Linked DNA regions of Homo sapiens: region 2 is linked to region 1. Evidence: chromatin loops called from intact Hi-C (ENCODE). Cell type or tissue: A673. All regions are shown on one strand.

Region 1 (8,000 bases):
ACAGATTATTATAGGACTTCTCAACAGCTTTACTAATGTATATTGTGACTATCATACAGGGCTGGTATTTGTTTCCTAGGGCTATCATAACAAAGTACCAACAATTGGTTGGCTTAAAATAACAGTAATATATCATCTCATAGTTCTGGAGGCTAGAAGTTTGTAATCAGAGTACTGGCAGGGCCATCCCCTCTCTGGCTGCTCAACGGAAGAATCCTTTCTTGCTTTTTCTAGCTTCTGGTGTTAATGGGCAATGCTTGATGTTCCTTGGCTTGTGGACGTGTCATCACTCCAGCCACATGGCCATCTTCTTGTGCATCTTCACATCATCTTCACTTGTCCATATCTATCTCTGAGTCCAAACCTTCCCACTTTACAGTGACATATTAGATGTCATTGGATTATGGCCAACCCTAATTACCTCATTTTAACTTGATTGCCTTTACAAAGAAACTATTTCCAAATAAATTCACATTCTAAGTTATGGAGGGTTTGGATTTCAACATATCTTCTTGGAAGGGACACAATTGTGATACAGTGTTAAGTTCAACAGATTGATTCCCTCACTGCAGAGAGCAGGTCGTCATTATTGTCAGAGTAGCATTTCCAGGAACTCACTTTGGGCAAGACTAGAGCATATGAATGGCGTTTTAGAAACTCAGATGTGAGTGTGCTTGTTTTTTTTTTTTTCCTGATGCAAAAGTTGGTTTTGTTCAGGGTCATCCCATAGATAAAATTATTGCCCTGGAAAACTCTTTTGTTTGGTTATAAAGAATATGTATATAAGTGAATATGGTTTACCCCAGATCCTTAGTAAGATATTGGGGGAAAATCCTCAAAACAGAGAGAGGCCTATTGTTACTGTGGCCGTTGTTTTGTCATTAACTGGTTATTTTCCACATGAGTAAGGTGCTGCTAATATTGGCTTTAATCATTGATGGACATCAAGAGTTTCAGACTTGCCTGATTGAGAAAGCTAATTTAGAGGAATAAGAAATAATTATAAAAAGGAAAGTGTAAGCTACTTTGATTAGAATTAATCTCACCTCTACCACAGTACTTTCCTTTTGTTTTTATTTTGGCATATTTTTTATTATACCTGAGATGGTAGATTGTATCATTTTTTATATCAGCTTTTCACTTCCTTTCCGTATGTCATACATTCTAACTGCTATTGTGGCCTCATAGATGGGGTGTACTGTGCTTCTGGACTTTGGGCTTGGCAATAGGACTTGCCTTGGCCAATGGAATGTTAGTGGACATGAAATATTCAAAGGCTCAAATTGTGTTGCAAATCTGGGCATACTATCATGCATTACTGTTATCTTTTGTTTGAGAAGTGTGCTTTGGGAAGTTGCAAGTGTAAGGAGGTTGAGAGACAGATGAAATAGACACTGGCATTGTCTGCAGCTTGGAGCCAGTCTCAGCACAACCCAGTCTAACTCAGCCCAACTTTAGCCTTTTTACCTGTGCCTGAACAACGAAGATCTGCTTATAGGTCTGTACTACTGAGATTTTTGTTGACTGGTAACACAACATTATTTTACAAAACATGAATTGATGCACTTTGTTTATGTTTGTCTCCTTTACTACTTTGTGAGCTTCTAAGCATTTTGTTCAATTTTACATTTCTTGTTTAGTTCTTACATATCATAGGTCCTCACAATGTTTGAGTCCAGAATGAATGAATGACATTCAAGGGTGTCTGAGTTGAATGTAGGAAGCATGTTTACCATAGCAACCAGGTAATAATTTAGAAACAACACTAGCATATTGCTTTGGTTCTGAGACAAGTTATACAGATCTTTAGGCTAAAAGAAGAAATGTATGTAGCCCACTCATGAGCAGAGACACTGGGTCCCAGAGAAAGGCAAACCCTTCAGTCTGACTCTGAATAAACCAGATGGCAGTCTGAGGTTCCATTATTTTTGTTCCAGATGGAGATCTCTTGCATCAGTAGCAAATTGGACCTATCCTTTGTGTCCATTTCCAACTGCATTTGCAGGAATTTCCTACAAGTGAATTGCTTCTTGGTTACGACGTTCACTTTTGCTATTCATGATGAATAAGCAACATTTGTTTTCCACAATTGCTATTATGTGTTGTGAATCCTTTATAAATAACTGTAATGCCATATATTAATATTTTTTATGGTCAGTATAGGCTATCTTAAATACTACTGAAAGACCTGGAGATCCTGGAAATTTTAAGAATTTAAACTTTGAAATGTCTACCAAGTATGCACTTTCCTGTGGCAGTGTCATCTGAAATCAGAACACATTTTCCTCTGTGTGTGTGTGTGTGTCTGTTTATGCACATGTGCATGTGAACTTGTGTTCATGTAACTTTCCCCATACCATGTGGGATTCTGGGTCGATATGAAAACAAGCTGACAGCAGTAGATAAAGATGATTACAGCAAAGGATTTAATCAATAACCACTTTTATCTCAGCAACACACATTATCTTTCACCTTTAAAAATTATTTGTATAAATGTCTCTTCTTAGCTAGTCTCAGGCTGTCTGAAGAGGCAGGAAAACACAAGAAGAGAAGTAGCATTTTTGAATGTCAAAAAATTGCTGTGGTAAAGACTAAGCGGTGTGACTTGATACTGATAGAATACTACAAGATCACCACAAACCATGTTAATGTAGTTAATTACAGTAATTCTGCACACATATCTCTTAGTAGAAAAAGTTCAAACTATCCAAGCACATTATTGGCAAAATAATAAAATCATGTTCCTGATGAAGATTCAGCTATATAATTTAATACTAAAATGTCTTAATAAACAATCTATCGTGCTAATTCTTTGATAAAAGATTATTCAATCTATATATATTAGTGACTTCAACCATGTATTAGTAAGTTAATGATTTTATTTTAAAAGGTGTTATGCTTGAAGAGTCTGGAAGAGTGATTGAGAGTCAGTGAAATGACAGCTTTAAAAGTCAATTTTATTTTTAAAGACTTCAGTTAGCTAAAATGCTTTCCCTACACATTTAAGTAAAATAAGTGAGTATATTGTCTAAGAAATAGCTACCTACTCCAAGGACTGGGTGGGAGGGTCCAAGTTGACGGATGAGATATCTTAGTCTTTACCATGAGGTTTTATAGCCTACTGGTAATTGTTTGAGAGAGCATTCTAAATTGGAATTATCATAAGTATGGGGGAAGCCTGTTGAATAGAAAGTGAGAACACTGGGGTATACACCTAAGAAATTGTGCCAATCTCTGTGTGTGTATAGTTGTCTCTGTGTATACACACTAGATTATTGAGCTAGCAAGAATAGAGTCTGAAATCTTGATATTGCCTCAATGTTTATTCCTTTTATTATTCTCCTAACGTGTTGATGCAAATTTTAAAAAGTTCTAGCTGGCTCTGAATGGGCCAAGAGGAACACAGAAAAGGGATATCATCAAAAGTTATGGAAGTTCTTTAAAGAGGGGGGTGCAGACTTGACGAACCCTGAGCAATGGCTGTATCCGTGGCCTTGGCAGTCAAATAAGGAACTTCCTTTAAGGGGAGGGAGATTCCCAGGGACAGGAAATCCTCCCCATCCAGGAATTTTCTTTTAATGCTAAACATTGAAGAGTCTTAGTGAGTACGTGTCTGTCTCCCAGCATGTGTACTAAAGTTGCAAATTTCCTTATAGGATATCATGTATCTTTGTGGGCCATTTAAATAAACCCAGTATTACCTTTTCCAGCTAAATTACTCATAGATTTGTTAACTATATTTTTAAAGCACATATATCCTTTTGTTTGAAGTTAGGATTATTAAACATAATTAATCTAAGAAAAGCATTTATAGCACTGGTGATATAATTTTAGGTCCACTGTAAAGTATACACAGGAATTATTTTTTCTTTCTTTATTTTGACTTGTGTGTGTATGTGTGTTGTGTGTGTGTGTGTATGTGTTTTAAAGTCACCTTCTGCTTTTTATGTAGCTTTGGCACTTTATTCTGTTTGTCCTATTCTAAAATAAACCTATATTAAAAATTTCTCTTTATATTCTAGACAAATTACTTTGACCTTATTATCAAATTAGAAATAAAATTATGATAAACCAAAGAAGTACATTATACATTTGGATGGAAACCATATATATCTCCAAATCTTCAAAGTAAAAAGCATACAGTCCATGCTACAAGAGGCACAGTATTTCTATTTACAAGCTTAATTTATTCACTTTTTCATATTTGCTTTATGTAGTACTTGACAAATTTTTATCAGTAAGAGGTGTTTCCTTTTCTTAAACTGTGAATGGAGAGCATACATTTTAAACAGCATGATTATGGACTCTGCTTAGCACTGCTCTCAGAAAACAAATCAGAGATGAAATTTGAGAGAGTGTGGGAGAGGAACTGGAATATAAACCAGAAGCTAGATAAAGAGCTACAGAAATACTTTTGTGACTTTCTAAAAACTCAAATGGAAGCAATATTTGGAACTTATTATATATGTTCATGATCCACGAGCAGAAAAAAACTTTTTTCATTTTAGCAACAAATAAAAAATAGTGCTACAATGGGCCATGAGCTAGCAATGGCTGTTGACAGTATTGTTATTAGTAATAATGAGAATATAATCATCATGTGCTATCATGTGCTCTTTTACCTATGCTATTTAGTTTATGACCCACAGATAATTCAAGAATTGCTTTCTTTTTTCTTTTTTTGAGATATGGCCTCACTCTGTCACCCAGGCTGGACTACAGTGGCCCAATATTGGCTCACTGTAACCTCTGCCTCCCAGGCTCAAGCGAGCCTCCCACCTCAGCCTCCCGAGTAGCTGGAACTATAGGCACATGCCACCACAGCCTGCTAATTTTTGTAATTTGTAGAGACAGGGTTTCACTATGTTGTGCAAGCTGGTCTTGAACTTCTGAGCTCAAGCAATCCACCCACCACTGCCTCCTAAAGTGCTGGGATTACAGGTGTGAGCCACCACGCCTGGCCCAGAATTTCTTCTTAATAAATAATGTCAAGTTTCCTCAATATCCTTCAACCTTTCAAAACACCGATCATCAAAACTTAGCAACACTAAAAAGTTTCTATTTTCACACTATTCAATCATCTGGTGGTGGTGATCATATTTTTATAAATGAGCTCACAATCAATGAATATTGACAGGCTGAATAATATTACTCCAATTCTGTTATTTAGAGTTGCTAGTCAAGAACATGCAGCATAAATTGTTATGAGACATTAGAAATGCTTGTTAAACTAGAGAACAGTGTAGTAAGTCAACACCATTAGAAACAAAAACCTCAGTTTTGTGAAACCCTGAGATTTTACTCATTACTTTCTTCCTTGTAATATTAGCCAAATGTCCTAAAAGCTACCGATAACCTGATAAGCCAAATCTGTTAATATAGACTCTAAATCTATAATAAGTCTCCAAGAAGAAACTGGAGGGATGCTAGCCATTCAAAAGCCTTCTGAAGAACAAGTTAACCTATTAGTTATTAGGATAAAAGGCAATGCCACAGACAAGAAGCCAGGAGACCCGGGTTGTACCTTAGCATTTTCTCCAGTTGTTACACCATTGTGGGAAAGTCCCTTAATAACTTGAACTGTTCAGTTTATTTTATATATATGTTTCTGAGACAGGGTCTTACTCTGTTGTCCAGGCTGGAGTGCAGTGGCGTGATCTTGGCTCATTGCAACCTCTGCCTCCCAGGTTCAAGCAATTCTCATGCTCCAGCCTCCCAAGAAGCTGGGACTACAGGTGCGGGCCACCACACCCAGCTAATTTTTGTATTTTTAGTAGAGATGAGGTTTTACCATGTTGCCCAGGCTGGTCTCGAACTCCTAGCCTCAAGGGATGGGTCACCCTCGGGCTCCCAAAATGCAGGGATTACAGGTTTGCGCCACTGCACTCGGCCTTTTTGATTTAAAAAATATGATTGGTCTGAAACATTTCTGAGATCCTTTCCAGTTTCAAAGTTCTACAATTACAAGGGTATTCTGAAGTGATGGAAGGCAATCTCACACCTACCATTCTGTTCCCGCTGCACTCCTGCGGCCAGAAGGTCGGGCTCCCCAAGGCTGATATCATTGAGCCTGGTCCCCAGACACTCCATGCAGAGGTGCTTGCACCACTCCTCGGCCTCCAGCTCTGAAAGTAACCACAACATCACCAGTCAAGCAATGCTCCCTAGGAATGATGGAAGAAGAATATTTCCTTAACTGTTTTCCCAGGTAACTGGCAAGAGTTAAGAACCTGCCTTTAAAAAAACAACAAAAAACTGTATTTAGGAAGTGAAAATAAGTCCCAAAAATTATTTCCTACTCTTTGACATTATATTTTTAAGTGGTTTATCTTATTTGTAGTACTTTACCTTATTTACAAATAATAGTCTGAGAATATTTGTTTCTTATATAGCATAGTTTAGATTGATTTTACTTGGGGAGGAAAATTTACTTAAAATAATAAATTAGCCATCATGCTTTACATTTTATATACATATATATATATATACACACACATATATAATATATATATAGACACATATATATACTTCAAAACATGCTTTGCATAATAAATACATTTAATTTTATGTCAATGTAAATTAAGTAAATATAAAATAGAAAATAAATATATAAGTGTAATAGTTGAAAAAATGTCAGGTTAGATTAAACAAATGAATGTTTTCCTGAAAGTGACTTAGATTTGTATGAGTTGAAGACCTGATCCCCAAGTCATTCTGAATTGTAATGGATCATAAATCAGCTCTAGAATGTGATCATTTTTCTTTGTAAACAATACAAATTAGGCTATTCTTATTTTTTAAAAAAATTGGGGTAGAATTTAAAAGTATCTCTTCTCTTTGGAAAATTCCAATTACCTAAGACGTTGATTAGATCATTGCTTTTTTTTTCTATGATTACCTCCCAATTTCTTTATAATCACATTTTCCTCTTGCTTAAAACATTAGAATGTGTTACATCAACACAAAATCCTGTCATATCTAAAGTTTTCACAGGCTTTCATAAACATAAGTGAATTTGACTTTGGTGTAAGCCCTGTGCGAGTGAGGTAGCCAAGGGTTAGGATCATATCTGTGCCTCAAATCATTGGTCAGCATCAAAACAGAATTGGAAATCAACCAAGTCTTCCAGCTATTTTACTATGCAGAAATTTGAAAAGGGGTCTCAGGTTTAATATTTTAGGCCAAGCTCCAATATCACTGTACAGAAATTGGATAAGAACTTTCCATTGACGTCTGCCCAGAGAAGTTTCTGACTTTTCCATACAGCATAAATCTGTACTAGAATAGTGTAATATGGATTCTCTGTAAATCTCTTGTTGCTCTCTGTGGATGACACCTCACCCTTTGTCTTGGCATTTTAAATGCCCCATGAAAAGTTATCTGTGACAGGTTTTCTTGACTTTTGGGATCTAAATACCAACACTGGGCTCTCCTTGATGGTCAACACCATCAAATTTGGGTAATGTTTTCTTTCTGAGCTTAGTCATGCTGCAGCAAAAATAAGTTTCATCAATGAGATGTGAAGACAAATTTATCATTTATTTTTACTTTTCTCAAGACCATGACATACTTTTAAAAATAACAAAAGAAAGAACATGCAGTTCCCCATGGGATCCTGTTCTAATAAAAATAATAGTTCCAATGTTCCTATCATGAGAAGCACTTTTATTTACGAAAGTACAGTTTGCATGTGTCAGGGACCATCCCCTCACTGATGTAAGGCATACTATCAAACTATGTCAAGGATCAGGAAGATTTTCAAGAGGGCCTGGTTCCCTCACTTGAGTGGAGTCAGAGGCCTGGGATTAGCTGCTCAGGCATTTCCTTAGGAACCCAGAAAATAATCCTTTCCAACCACAAGGCTACCAATATAATAAATGCACCATTTGTGGAGGCTACTAAAAATAACAAAAACAAAAAACAAAAAACAAAAAACAAAACTTTTTTCTTTTAGGAAGTAAATGCCAGACTTCATAGAAAAAATTTATAGGAGCAACAAA
Region 2 (8,000 bases), 85 kb before region 1:
CATCAACTCTGCAGTTTATTCTCTGGCAAGTGTAATTTTAAGGATGTTAATTTCCTGATGTTTCTCATCTTTTATTATCTTTCAATCATTATCAAGTCTCTGCCGTATTCTGCTTGGCCCGCAGAGGAAAATAAAGGAAAACTTGTTCAAAATACATGTATTGAACCTATAATTAGGGATGGGGAACATTTAGTTGAAGGGCCAGAGACAGAGATGAGATTAAGAAAAATCAAACAAGAAATAGAGACCAAGGAGAAAAAAGGTAATTGAACATTTTTCCCTCTAGGTTCTTCTTTGTAGTTTACAATTTGTGAAGCTTAGCCTAATACATACATGTTTGAGGGAAGTATATGAGAAGCCATATATGGTGAACCAGATGCTCCTCTCTTTCTCTGTGTATATATGTGTTTGTGTGTGTATATACATATACATGACAAAGACAGTTGAGCATCCATTTGTGTTAAAATCTGTCTGTATTAACATTTGTCTGTATTAATTAATCTGGTTGTATTGACATTTCCCTGAACTAATATTATGTACTGTTTATTCCCTTCTGAATAAAATCGAATATATATGTATAATTTATTTGACATGCCTTTAATATATATTCCCCACAAAATTTGATTAATAGAGAACTCAGTATGTTACTTCTTTTATTTAAAAAATTCAGTAGGGGAAGCTTGATGGAGAAAAATATAGAGACTGAACAGAGATTTTAATTTCCACCAAATTTGAATTAAAGAGAGTGAAGCAATTCATTTTAATAAAACCATTGGTGGATTATACTAATCCAGTGTAACATCTGGAAACTCTTCATCTTTTATCTTTTAGTAATTACTTGTACATATCTGGTAAAAAGTGATTAAATGGCTGATTTGGTATATTTTGCACTGTGAGTCCTCTTCGGATTTTAATTTGGGTGATGCAGAAGAATTCAATTAGTAATGTAAATCTTGTTGCTCGCCTCTAGTCCAGCCAGTAGAATGCACTGTGAGAGAGAATCAGTGTAGTATTAACTGGCTCGAGAAAGCTAGTCCACATTAGGAAAGAGGCTGGGGCCTCATGGAGGAAGAAAGGTCTCTGAAAGGCTTCTGGGCAGTTAGGGTAAGCTAATTAGTAAGAACTGATTTGGGGTGGGAGGGTAAGTGGTAGGGTGGGTGTGGATGAGTATGTTTGGGTGGGGGCATTCTCCTCTGCACTGGGCTGAGCTAAACACAGTCCTTCCATGAGTTCTGCAAACCTTGGGTTGGAAAAGAGGCTATAGTTTGCCTTAGGCTACCTGGACTGAGCAATATAAGGCATGGGAGAGGTGGTTTATCTGTTTAAGGTGCCATGTCTTGTTTATACTCACTGATGAGAAGAAAAAACTTAAATGAAGACTTCAGACTGAATTTTTTTTCCTTGTATTAAAAACTTAGAGTGAGAGTTAAGCTTAGATTTAGTTTTTCTAAAACCTTAAAAACTAGAAACCATTTATTAAAGCTAGATTTTTTTTTTCTTTTGAGATAGACTTTCTCACTCTGTCGCCCAGGCTGGAGTGCAGTGGTGCAATCTTGGCTCACTGCAACCTCCGCCTCCCGGGTTCAAACTATTCTTGTGCCTCAGCCTCCTGAGTAGCTGGAATTACAGGTGTGAGCCACCATGCCTGGCTAATTTTTTTTTGGTATTTTTAGTAGAGACAGGGTTTTGCCATGTTGGCCAGGCTGGTCTCGAACTCTAGGCCTCAAGTGATCTGCCTGCCTCAGCCTCCCAAAGTGTGGGAATTACAGGAGTGAGCCACCACACCTGGCCTAAAGCCAGATTTTCATAGTCCTTAGAACCAAACAAATTTCCCCAAGCACAGTAAGAACTCTGTAATAATATTTCCAAGTCAACACTGGAATAAATAGGAGTAGGACAGCCTATCTGCCTCTGCCAGAAAAAAGAAACGTCATAGTGAGAGTTTGGTTTACAGCAGACTCTTAAACAACACAGTATGGACCGCATGGGTTCATTTATGTGTGGATTTTCTTCCATCTCTGCCACTCCTGAGACAGCAAGACCAGCCTCTCCTCTTCCTCCTCCTCCTCAACCTACTCAATTTAATGATCTACCTCCACTTAATGAATACTAAATATATATTCTCCTCTTTATGATTTTCTTAATAACATTTTCTTTTCTCTAGCTTACTTCTTTATTGTAAGAATACAGTATATAATACGTGTAAACCCAAATATGCATTAATTGATTATTTATATTATTGGAAAGGTTTCTGGTCAACAGCAGACTACTAGTAGTTAAGTTTGGGGGTGTCAAAAGTTGTACATTGATTTTCTTTTTTAAATAAACAATTTCGACTTTTCTTTTAGATTCAGTGGGTACATGTGCAGGGTTGTTAGCTGGGTATACTGCATGATGCTGAGGTTATGGTTACGACTGATCCCATCACCCGGGTGGTGAGCATAGTACCCAATAGTTAGTTTTCAACCCTTGCCCTCCTCCTTCTTCAGTGTCTACTATGGCCATACTTATGTCCATGTGTAACCAATGTTTAGCTCCCACTTATGAGTGAGAATGTGCGGTATTTGGTTTTCTGTTCAATTTGCTTAGGCTAATAGCCTCCAGCTACATCCATGTTGCTACAAAGGACCTGATTTCATTCTTTTTTATGGCTGGGTAGTATTCCATGGTGTATATGTACCACAATTTCTTGATCCAATCCACTGTTGATGGGCGCCTAGGTTGATTTCATGTCTTTGCTATTGTATACACTGGTTTTAGCTGTGCAGGGGTGGGGTAGGCACCTCAACCCCCATGTTGTTCAAGGGTCAACTGTACTTTAATATATTAATAATAGTTAATAATTATTGAATATTGACATCTTATGTTGATGATCTCTTTTAATGAGATCATGGGAGATAATACTATCTTCTTTTAGATATCAAGCAATAAGCTTAGAAAGGTTGAGTAAATTGCCCAAAAATCACATCAGTCAGTAGTGGTAAAGTTAATATTCAAACTCCGGTATATTTGACTCCAGAACTCAAGATTTTAACCTCTAGGGGTAACATCTTCAAGATAATTGAGCCCCAAAATTTGTTTGATAAAATCTTTCACAAAATTACTGCCTCATAATCCAGTGGAATAAGCAGGTTTGTAAATAAACACATTCATTTAATAAAGTTAAACACAAATGTCTATGGGAGCACGGAAAAGCAGGTGATTAATTAAGACTGCAGGATGTGAGGATCATTTCACAGTGGGAATGTTTTGTGCATTTTTATGATGTCTGCTTTAGGGAATAACCAATTCATTTATCTCTAAAAATTGACATCCAGGGATACATTTCCTGCCTTTGACATACCTTTCTTAAGGTATGGGCATACAATAAATGTTTATAAATAAGGTTTAATAGACAGAAGTGTTGCTTCTAGAAAGTGGCTCATGTTTTAATGGCTGTTGCCAAATGGCTATCAGGCTTCATTTTACTTCTGTTGCAAATTTCTATATTTTTTAAAATTGGCTATCAGAGGCTTTTATTAGCTTTGAACTTGAAAAACAAAATAGAAAATCTCAATAGAAGCAATTTATATACAATGCAGTTTGGACAGTAGAGAAGGACAGAAGGTCATTGCTGAGCAAAGAGGAAACAAAGTCTTTGATTTACCTCCTTAATCTATGGCAGAACTCTATTTACCATTTTCTGAAGGTTATCTCTAATTCTAATTGCCTATTTCCATCCTGTCCTTCTGAGAAAATGAAGCCACAGACACCCTTTCCGTGAGCGTCAAATGCCTTCTGGTGATTAGGTATGTGTCCGTGCTGACATTGGTGGTCTGTAGCTTAATTACAGATATACAGAGGCAAAGCTGGCCTGTGGATATTAATCAGTGTTACTGAAAGCAGAACTCCTAAAGCTACGACCTTTACAAATGGTATATACAATCATTCTTGATTCAAAGAGTGTAGTTGTTCAAGCTGTTTAAAAAAAAGGAGTCAAAGTATATTCCACGTTATTTTGTGTGAAAATAAGGGATTATCATATGTATTAGTCTGTTCTCAAGCTGCTATTATGAAACACCTGAAACTGAGTAATTTATAAAGAAAAGAGGTTTAATTGGCTCACAGTTCTGCATGGCTGGGAAGGCCTCAGGAAACTTACAATCCCGGCGGAAGGGGAAGCAAACACATCCTTCTTCACGTGGTGGCAGGAGAGAGAATTGGAGCATGAAGGGGAAAAAGCTCCTTATGAAACCATCAGATCTCATGAGAACTCACTCACTATCACAAGGAGAGCATGGAGGAACTGCCCCCGTTACCTAATGACCGCCCATGAGGTCCCTCCCCCAACATGTGGGGATTACAATTCAGATTACAATTCAAGATGAGATTTGGGTGGGGACACAGAGCCAGACCATATCATCATACATCAGAGAAAGTTTAGTCATCACGTGCAGTCCCATAAACCTGCTCATTGGGCACTGTGTTCAGCTCATATTCTTGGCCCTCGTTCTCACCATTAGTTTATAAAAGAAGAACGTGAACTAACCGGAGAGAAGGCAGCAGGTGTAGAGAGACGGATTTTGAGCCATCATGTTAAAGGGGCAGATCTAGCATTTCACAGTCCTTCCTGTGTTCATGAAAATAAAGACTAGTAGTAGCAAGTATCTGTGCTCAGTCAAAATGATCCTAAAGCAAAAAGCAGAAATGCCAACAAACACCTCACCTTGCGCAAGAGCATGGGGCTCACATGTGGGACTAGACATGATTCCTTGATATAGAAGAGAATTTTTCTCAGGTCCACCCTCATGGAGGAGGATGTGGTCCTGATGTCACATATCTCCATGTATGCTTTATAATGCATTGCTAATTCACTTTAGAATTCAATAGGCTTTACTGAGTGCCTGCAGTACACCTGGTACCGTCAATGGCTTTTACTGGTTTGATTTGTCATTTTCAATAAATGCTTTTGTCATCTTCACAAATCCTGACTTAAAAACCCTGCTGTATAGCCTGTCATCTAAATATGTCTAATGGTGATTAAAAGTCAAGGTGAGAGCCCTAAAGTAAGAAAAACTCAGTAATCTGATTTCCTTGTTTTTTGTTTTCTTTTTCTTTCTTTTTACCCTTTCCTGTGCTCCCCTCCTCAACTTCTCTGTATTTCTTTCTTTCTCTTTTTTAAATGATTGTTCCTCAGGGCTTTCAAAACATTACTACTACATTTCCCAACGCCTTGGAAATACAATTGTATGAATATTAAAACAAATAGTATGTATTCACTTCAGAGTTGCGAGTTTAAAATCATGTTCATCCCTTTACGGTTTAGGTTTCCCTCAGTCTAGAGACAACATCTCTAGTATGAGCGTGATATAAACATTTTTCATAAGCACAGAGGAAGTTAGAGAAGTATAAATAAGAAATTACTTTCAAATACAAATCAACTATCCTTATGATACTCTGGCAAAAAAGAAAAGTAATGTCTGTTTGCCACTTCTGCAAGAAGAGGTGGCATAACTCAACCTGCTACAAACCACTTACGGACAGAGATTTTTAAACAGTGGCTGCCAAGTACTTCGTACAACATGTGCTTGTTAGAAGCTAATTATTCCCTTTTTCACTCTTTTGATTCCAGACTACTAGAATACAATGGGGAAATCACATTAACTTATTCTTTGAGAGCACCCTTCTGGGCGTAGCATGGAAAGATGAGGCAGATTGTATTGGAGATTCTTATTCTCCAATTGAGGAGGGGAGCACAGGAAAGGGTAAAAAGAAAGAAAAAGAAAACAAAAAACAAGGAAATCAGATTACTGACTTTTTCTTACTTTAAGGCTCTCACCTTGACTTTTAATCACCATTAGACATTCTCCAAAGATGAAGGTAGATGCAGGATCTCTGTCCTGCTATGTCAATCTTTACGTGTGTATCTAGCAATGGATGAGAGAAATGAATACAGCAAAACTGAGCTAAGTCAAAGCTTTGAGGCTGACAGACAACTGAAGTTATAGGTGTCTTACTATAGAATGAATTTGTTACCACGCCATGCATTTAAAAAACTTTGAGTACATGTGCTGCTTATTAATGAATCTTAATCTCTTAAACTTTAAATATATGAAAGTTTTCTGCTTTTGTTTTCTGAATGTAGTCTGCTAAATTTAATTCATATTGATCTCAGCTTCACCTAAAAAATATTTGAAAATTCTAAAGATATATTTGTATTCCTCAGTGCTACCTGCAGTTTACTTGACAATGATATATTCCCACATTGCCAGACTTTTACTTTGATTTGGCAAAATCAGTGATGACAGTTGGCTGACGATATTCTCCTTTTTGTAAAGAAGAGGTAATGCCACTTCAAGGAGCACAGCTGAAAAAGCGAGATTCAAAATAACTAGACTTTAAAAAAATATTTTTTTAAGACAGGGTCTTACTGTTTAGCCCAGGCTACAGTGCAGTGGTGTGATCATGGCTCACTGCAGCCTCAACTTCCCAGGCTCAGTGACCCTCCCATCTCAACCTCCAGAGTAGCTAGGACTACAGGCGTGTGCCATCATACCCTGCAATATGTATGTATGTATGTATGTATGTATGTATGTATGTATGTATGCATGCAGAGATGGAGTCTCACTATATTGCCCAGACTGGTCTTAACTCCTGGGCTCAAGCAATCCTTCTGCCAAGTTGCCGGCTTGGCCCTCTTCCAAGTTGAACTTTCCTTCTTTTCTTTTCTTCCTTTCCTTACTGTTCTAAAGCTTTTTAATACATGCTCACTTCTGCTTTGCAACTTGCCTAGGTCTCTCCTTCTGCCTTATGCCCCTCAGTAGAATTCTTTCTTCTGAAGAGACAAGGACTGAGGTTGCTGTGGACCCATATGGATTCGCTGCCGGTAACTTGCGTAACTCGGATATCTGCCACTGCTAACATATTTGGTCCACATGACTCAGATACCTTCCTAGTGGCCATTGAGCTCCAGACAATCCTCAGTGAGGAAAACCATCCTCTCAATATTCAAGAGTCACCCTTCTAGAGAGGACCTCTGCACTTCCCATCAGTGGGACAAGACAGTGGTGAAATCCTGCCCCTGTCTCCCTTGGACTTGGCTGGATACCACTTTCACCAACTGATGCAGCCAACTCAGCCCTGACGGGTAGCAAGGAGCCAAGATCCACCCGACCACGACCACCCCTCTGTCAGCAGGAAGCAGTTACAGAAAACAGAAGTCATCCATTTTGGATGACAGACCTTCATCCAAAGATTTGAGGTCCTGGACTCTTGAGGTGAGAAATGTTACAGCAGGTAGCTAGTCATGTATGAGCAGAGCAAGAGAGAGAAGCCCCACTCCCAACACACACCAGCAGTGTTGGGCAACAATCAGCTGATGGTCAGGCGGTTGTTAACTGTTTTGGTAAAGTAATAATTGGTCGCAGCCGGCCCCAGGGAAAGGCAGCCTCTTAATAGATAGAAAACACCTGAAACTGATCAGCAGCTTCCCAGTAAGATTTCAGGAGTAGTAATAATTGGTCGCAGCCGGCCCCAGGGAAAGGCAGGCTCTTAATAGATAGAAAACACCTGAAACTGATCAGCAGCTTCCCAGTAAGATTTCAGGAGTAGTAATAATTGGTCACAACCGGCCCCCGGGAAAGGCAGGCTCCTACTAGACAGAAAACACCTGAAACTGATCAGCAGCTTCCCAATAAGATTTCAGGAGTAGTAATAATTGGTCACAGCCAGCCCCCGGGAAAGGCAGGCTCCTACTAGATAGAAAACACCTGAAACTGATCAGCAGCTTCCCAGTAAGATTTCAGGAGTAGTAATAATTGGTCACAACCGGCCCCCGGGAAAGGCAGGCTCCTACTAGACAGAAAACACCTGAAACTGATCAGCAGCTTCCCAATAAGATTTCAGGAGTAGTAATAATTGGTCACAGCCAGCCCCCGGGAAAGGCAGGCTCCTACTAGATAGAAAACACCTGAAACTGATCAGCAGCTTCCCAATAAGATTTCAGGAGTAGTAATAATTGG

Evidence for each region. Hi-C counts contacts between places; a loop is a spot of excess contacts. Peaks named below come from ENCODE experiments on the same cell type or tissue, not always from the same donor. Only the 100,000 strongest peaks of a DNase experiment are listed, where the experiment ranks them.
Region 2: a loop joins it to region 1, with 2.4 times the contacts of the local background. A loop is called at or near these places in 2 of 110 quality-filtered maps.

Annotation. Positions count from the first base shown.
Region 1 is chr18:69,675,859-69,683,858 of GRCh38, reverse strand. It overlaps DOK6 (docking protein 6), which reads right to left. Exons shown (of 8, transcript NM_152721.6): 4 at 6,006-6,125. Among named protein-coding and RNA genes, the nearest start is that of CD226, 270 kb to the left of the region's middle. In A673, no CTCF peak of the experiment used is centred here; a DNase peak (open chromatin) is centred at 3,548; H3K27ac peaks cover 814 bases.
Region 2 is chr18:69,760,736-69,768,735 of GRCh38, reverse strand. All of the region lies in intron 7 of DOK6 (docking protein 6), which reads right to left. Among named protein-coding and RNA genes, the nearest start is that of CD226, 180 kb to the left of the region's middle. In A673, no CTCF peak of the experiment used is centred here; no DNase peak of the experiment used is centred here.